Linked DNA regions of Homo sapiens: region 1 is linked to region 2. Evidence: read pairs that join two places in POLR2A ChIA-PET (ENCODE). Cell type or tissue: OCI-LY7. All regions are shown on one strand. Each heading gives the region's core, and the rest is flanking DNA. Links, peaks and the distances in the headings are about the cores only.

Region 1 (2,923 bases), core at 197-2,696, 52 kb before region 2:
ATCCTTTTGAAAAATGCGAGAGAAGGCTGTGGCACATGTAAATTAGGCATCAGTAAATTTGATTACACATCATAAAAAGCTATAGGTCCTCTTTCCAAGCAAATGCATATACATTTGATGTAGAAACATGGTTGAAAGCTGGAATTTTAAAGTTAATCAGGTTTAAATGTAAACCCCAGTCCTACCATTACCTAGCTGTAGAAACTGAGGCAAGTGGCTTTGCTTTTCGGACCTTGTTTACTCACCTATAAAGTGGGAGCAACATTTCTCACCTCTCCAGGTGTCCTAAGAACTACTAAAGAGGCTGCATGTACAGCATCTGCATTCAATAAGTAGTGAAATAGTGATTGTCGTAATGATTCATCATACACCTTGCATACAGCTTCAGGAGATGGACCTTCTTGAGGACTCCCCGAACAAAGGAAATGTGTAAATTTGGATTGCTTAGAGTTAAGGCACACCTGGGGTGACCATCTTTTTAACAGGACAAACGGTATAAAATGGGGATTATAAATATATCTATTTTTTGTGTGTGTGATGGAGTCTAGCTCTGTTGCCCAGGCTAGAGTGCAGTGGCGCCATCTCGGCTCACTACAACCTCCGCCTCCCGGGTTCAAGTGATTCTTCTCCCTCAGCCTCCTGAGTAGCTGGGATTACAGGCACCTGCCACCATGCCCAGCTAATTTTTGTATTTTTAGTAGAGACGGGGTTTCACTGTGTTGGCCGGGCTGGTCTCAAACTCCTGACCTAGTAATCCGCCCGCCTCAGCCTCCCAAAGTGCTGCAATTACAAGAATGAGCCACCACGCCCAGCCTACATATATATATATATTATACAATTATTTATTTATTTTGAGATAGAGTTTCCTTCTTGTCGCCCAGGCTGGAGTGCAATGGCGCGATCTTGGCTCACTACAACTTCTGCCTCCCAGGTTCAAGCAATTCTCCTGCCTCAGCCTTCTGAGTAGCTGGGATTACAGGCGCCCGCCACCAAGCCCTACTAATGTTTGTATTTTTAGTAAAGATGAGGTTTCACCATGTTAGCCAGGATGGTCCTGAACTCTTGACCTCAGGTGATCTGCCCGCCTTGGCCTCCCAAAGTGCTGAGATTATAGGCGTGAACCACTGTGCCTGGCCTATGTTATGCGATTTTATATATTTTGGTTTATTATTATTTTTTATTAGATGCAGGTTCTTATTCTGTTGCCCAGGCTGGAGGGCCATGATGTGATCATGGCACGCCACAACCTCAACCTCCTGGGCTCAAGTGATCCTCCCACCTGAGCCTCCTAAGTAGCTGGGACCACAGGCATGTGCCACCATGCCCAGCTGATTTAAAAAAAAATTTTTTTTTGGTAGAAATTGGGAGTCTTGCTGTGTTGTCCAGGCTTGTCTTGAACTCCTGGGCTCAAGCAGTCCTCCTACCTCAGCCTCCCAAAGTGCTGGGATTATAGGCATGAGCCACTGCATCTGGCCTGTATTTTGTTTTATATAAAAATAATTATGAAAATTAAAGGAATTAATGGATATAAATACTTATACCACTATCAAGTTCATGGTAAGCTCTGCATAAGTGTTAGCTTTGCTAAATTTTATCATTATTAACTACCGACTGCCAGAAGTTCTTAACAATATATATATATTTTTTTTTTTTTGAGATGGAGTTTTGCTCTTGTTGCCCAGGCTAGAGTGCAATGGTGCAATCTTAGCTCACTGTAACCTTTGCCTCCTGGGTTCAAGTGATTCTCCTGCTTCAGCCTCCTGAGTAGCTGGGATTACAGGCGCCTCTCACCATGCCCAGCTAATTTTTTGTATTTTTAGTAGAGATGGGGTGTCACTATTTTGGCCAGGCTGGTCTCGAACTTCTGACCTCAGGTGATCCACCTGCCTCAGCCTCCCAAAGTGCTAGGATTACAGGCGTGAGCCACTGTGCCCGGCCCTTTGGCTATCTGATGAAGCCTGTGGAACCCTTCTAAGAATATTTTTTAAAAACTTTTTTGAGACAGAGTCTCGCTCTATCACCCAGGCTGGAATGCAGTGGTGCCATCACAGCTCACTGCAGCCTCCAACTCCTGGCCTCAAGTGATCTCCTGTCTCAGCCTCCCAAGTAGCTGAGACTATAGGAGCACCACTATGCCTGGATAATTATTTTTTATATTACCCAGGCTGGTCTCAAACCCCTGGGCTCAAGCAATTCTTCCGCCTCTGCTTCCCAAAAATAGGCATGAGCCACCAAACCTGGCCCTAAGAATATTTTTAAATGCATAAAATAAGATTCTTAGGTGTACAAAAAAATCATACTGAAAAAATATAATGGTCAAAATACTAAAGTGAAAGCAGTATGTGCTTCTTTTATTATTTTTATTTTTATTTTTTTGAGACGAAGTCCCACTCTGTCGCCCAGACTGGAGCGCAGTGGCATGATCTTGGCTCACTACAACCTCTGCCTCCCAGGTTCAAGAACCTGGGTTCTGCCTCAACCTCCTGGGAAGCTGAGATTACAGGCACCCGCCACCATAACCAGCTAATTTTTGTATATTTTTAGTAGAGATGGGGTTTCACCATGTTGGCCAGGCTGGTCTCGAACTCCTGACCTCAGGTGATCTGCCCACCTTGGCCTCCCAAAGTGCTGGGATTACAGGCATAAGCCATTGCGCTCGGCTGAGATTAGCAATAATTAATGTGATATGAAAATATTTTCTTTTTCTTCATGACAAATTCATGGCTAATACTGCCAGGATTTTTTTGTTGTTGCCCATATTCATAATAGAAGGAAATGCTAATATGAAAATAAAGATGTCACTTTTTCCCCAATCCATGCAATTTCCCCCTAAATTGTATCCATGACCTACCTGAGGGGGATCCATGGACTCTCAGGTTAAGACCCCTCTACTGAAGGGTAGCAGAGTACAGTTTCAAAATTA
Region 2 (2,923 bases), core at 156-2,655:
CGTAAGCTTTGTTTTCAGACACACCCGGGTTCAAATCCTGGACTGATAACACAACTGGTTTCAAATCCTGGACTGATAACTTATGTGACCTTGGGCAAATCATAAACCCCTTTGAACCTTTTTACATTTACCTGTAAAATAGGGATAGTCATCTCATCTTCATTTTTTGTAGGAATGAATTGAGATGGTGTACAGTCTCTAGCAGATAGCAGGCATGCAGTGCATGGCAGCTACTATATTACCATCTCATAAGAATACATTCATTACAGTTTTGAATGTGAAGCTTTCAAGATGCCATTTTGTTGTAGTTCTCTTGACAGTTTTTTCCCCAAAAGTATTTTAGCTATCTTAGTTTTGCAAGTGTATATGTATTAGGCACTTAGGGATATATGTTAGAACTATCAGTTGCTTGTGTTTTACCACTTCTTATATCTTGGCTTGCTTTGACTTTATAAATGTTCTTCTTCTCCCAAATGTATAGGTCCTATGGCAGCGTATACAAAGCTATTCATAAAGAGACCGGCCAGATTGTTGCTATTAAGCAAGTTCCTGTGGAATCAGACCTCCAGGAGATAATCAAAGAAATCTCTATAATGCAGCAATGTGACAGGTAAAGGCATGTGGGCTTCCTTTGGGGAGAATGTGGTTTTGAATTAGCTATGATTGTGTAGAGTTTGATACCTAGAGACACATTTACTTAGATATTTTGCAGAAGGGAGAATTCGATGGAATCACTGTGCATTTTCTTTTCAGAAAAAAATATGATGATAATGGTTGTTTTTGTAGCTAAACCTCCGTAATTTTTATGCATGGTGTTTTGTTTTTTTTTTTCAATTTTTCTTTTTTTTTTTTTCTGAGACAAAGTCTCGCTCTGTCGCCCAGGCTGGGGTGCAGTGGTGCAATCTCGGCTCATTGCAACCTCCACCTCCCAGGTTCAAGTGATTCTTGTGCCTCAGCCTCCCGAGTAGCTGGGACTACAGGCATGTGCCACTACGCCCAGCTAATATTTTTGTATTTTTAGTAGAGATGGAATTTCACCATATTCGTCAGGCTGATCTCAAATTCCTGACCATAAATGATCTGCCTGCCTCGGCCAAGTCCCAAAGTACTGGGATTACAGGAGTGAGCCACCATACCTGGCTTTTTTCTTTTCTTCAGTGAGCCCTTTTAGAAACTAGGAAGAAGAGGCAGAAGGTGGTGCTTGCTTTTTTTTGTGTGTGTGATAATGATCTTTTTTACTTCCTATTGAGAAAACATTTCTGCAGAGATAGCCAAGAACAGATAATTCAAATGTTTTTTAGTTCTAGAAACCTTAGAATATCAGGTAAATCTATAAAAAAAGAGTAGTTATGTATATACTACTGTTTGTTCCTTCACATTAAAAAAAATTATTCTAGCTGAGAGTACCTACGTATTTATTTTTGAGGAACTAAGATTTGTCAAATGTTGTAAGCAGGAAGTCAGACCAAAAGACAACCACAGAAAACCACGTGGTTTGCTCTGAAATTCCATGACAACATGGGTTGGTCACTGATAGAGCAGGCTTCCCCAGCACTATTTAGATTAGAGACAAACACAAAGTTAGGGGCAATGCCAGCTCTAGGGAGCTGAAGATGGGTGAGAAATTCTCTCAGTTGAAGCTGCATTCATTCTTCTGAAGGCTTTTTGGTCAGCAGATCAACTTAGTACCTGCTGTTTGCAAAACTTCTACATTAGGGTTTAGGTGGGGCTACCTACCAAAAAATTAGTCCAGAAGCCTTTCAGTCTCACAGACTTGGGAATGTAGTCCTTTCTTTTTTCTCTCCCTTCTTTTTTTTTCCCTTCTATTTTTGTGATTACTGTCTACTAGATAAAATCCCCATTTTTCTTGATTGGATTGACCAGATGAAGGTGGCAGTTTTCCATTTGCTCCTTTTTCAGATACATTTTGGAAGTTCTTTCCATTTGGCAAATTGGGACTTTGTCACTTTCGATAGACTGTGCGGGAGCTGTGTTCCAAACAGAGTATGGAAATGTCTTTAATTAAAGAAGAGATATTTTCAAGCGTCTACTCTGTGCTAAGCACTGTAAGGAATACAGTGAAATACAGAGCAGAGTCCTTGTGCTTTGGGAGTTTATAGACTAATTGGACAGGCTAAGTATATATATATGTAGAGGAGAATCTAGCCAACAGTGCAAGTCTATAGAGAACATATTCCAGTAGTAAATACTTGATAGTAATGGCCTACAGTATTTAACTCCTGTCAGTACTGTATTACAGGGAGAGTAAATGTGTTGATATTTACCTTAGACACTTTTTTCATTAATATTTAATGTGTGTGTGTGTTTTGCTGTCCTTGTCACTGGCATGTTTCCTAAGGTTTGAAGAGGAAATTGTAAGAGTTCTGAGTTAATGAAGCCAATTTGGTTTTAACATCAGTTGTTAGGAAACTTCATTTGGCCATGATAACAATCTAGCCAGTTAAAGCTGGCAGCTCTCAGAGGGCACATTATTTTATTTTAATAGGATATTTGATTTTTCTCTGAATTTCTTGTTTGGTATCTCTCTTCCAGCTTGAGACCTAAAATTCCAGGTTTGATCCTGAACATTTTTTCTTTATAATAGATTGTAGTATGTGTATGTTTTTATTACAAAGTACATATGACTTCTTAGAAAAATTCAAATGAAAAGAAAAGAAAATCACTTTTCCCTTTGGAGAAATCATCATTTTTTCTTTTTTTTGAGACGGAGTCTCCTCACTCTGTTGCCCAGGCTGGAGTGCAGTGGCGCGATCTCGACTCACTGCAAGCTCCGGCTCCTGGGTTCATGCCATTCTCCTGCCTCAGCCTCCTGAGTAGTTGGGACTACAGGGCCTGCCACCACGCCAGGCTAATTTTTTTGTATTTTTAGTAGAGACGGGGTTTCACCATGTTAGCCAGGATG

Evidence for each region. ChIA-PET counts read pairs that join two places held together with the same protein. Peaks named below come from ENCODE experiments on the same cell type or tissue, not always from the same donor. Only the 100,000 strongest peaks of a DNase experiment are listed, where the experiment ranks them.
Region 1: POLR2A ChIA-PET joins it to region 2 with 7 read pairs; 10 of 35 experiments call an interaction of 5 or more read pairs at or near these places.

Annotation. Positions count from the first base shown.
Region 1 is chr20:44,925,711-44,928,633 of GRCh38, forward strand. The region is part of intron 7 of PABPC1L (poly(A) binding protein cytoplasmic 1 like); the gene reads left to right. Among named protein-coding and RNA genes, the nearest start is that of PABPC1L, 17 kb to the left of the region's middle. In OCI-LY7, for the core only: no CTCF peak of the experiment used is centred there; no DNase peak of the experiment used is centred there.
Region 2 is chr20:44,977,962-44,980,884 of GRCh38, forward strand. It overlaps STK4 (serine/threonine kinase 4), which reads left to right. Exons shown (of 11, transcript NM_006282.5): 3 at 482-610. Among named protein-coding and RNA genes, the nearest start is that of STK4, 13 kb to the left of the region's middle. In OCI-LY7, for the core only: no CTCF peak of the experiment used is centred there; a DNase peak (open chromatin) is centred at 1,490; H3K4me3 peaks cover 1,507 bases; H3K27ac peaks cover 2,324 bases.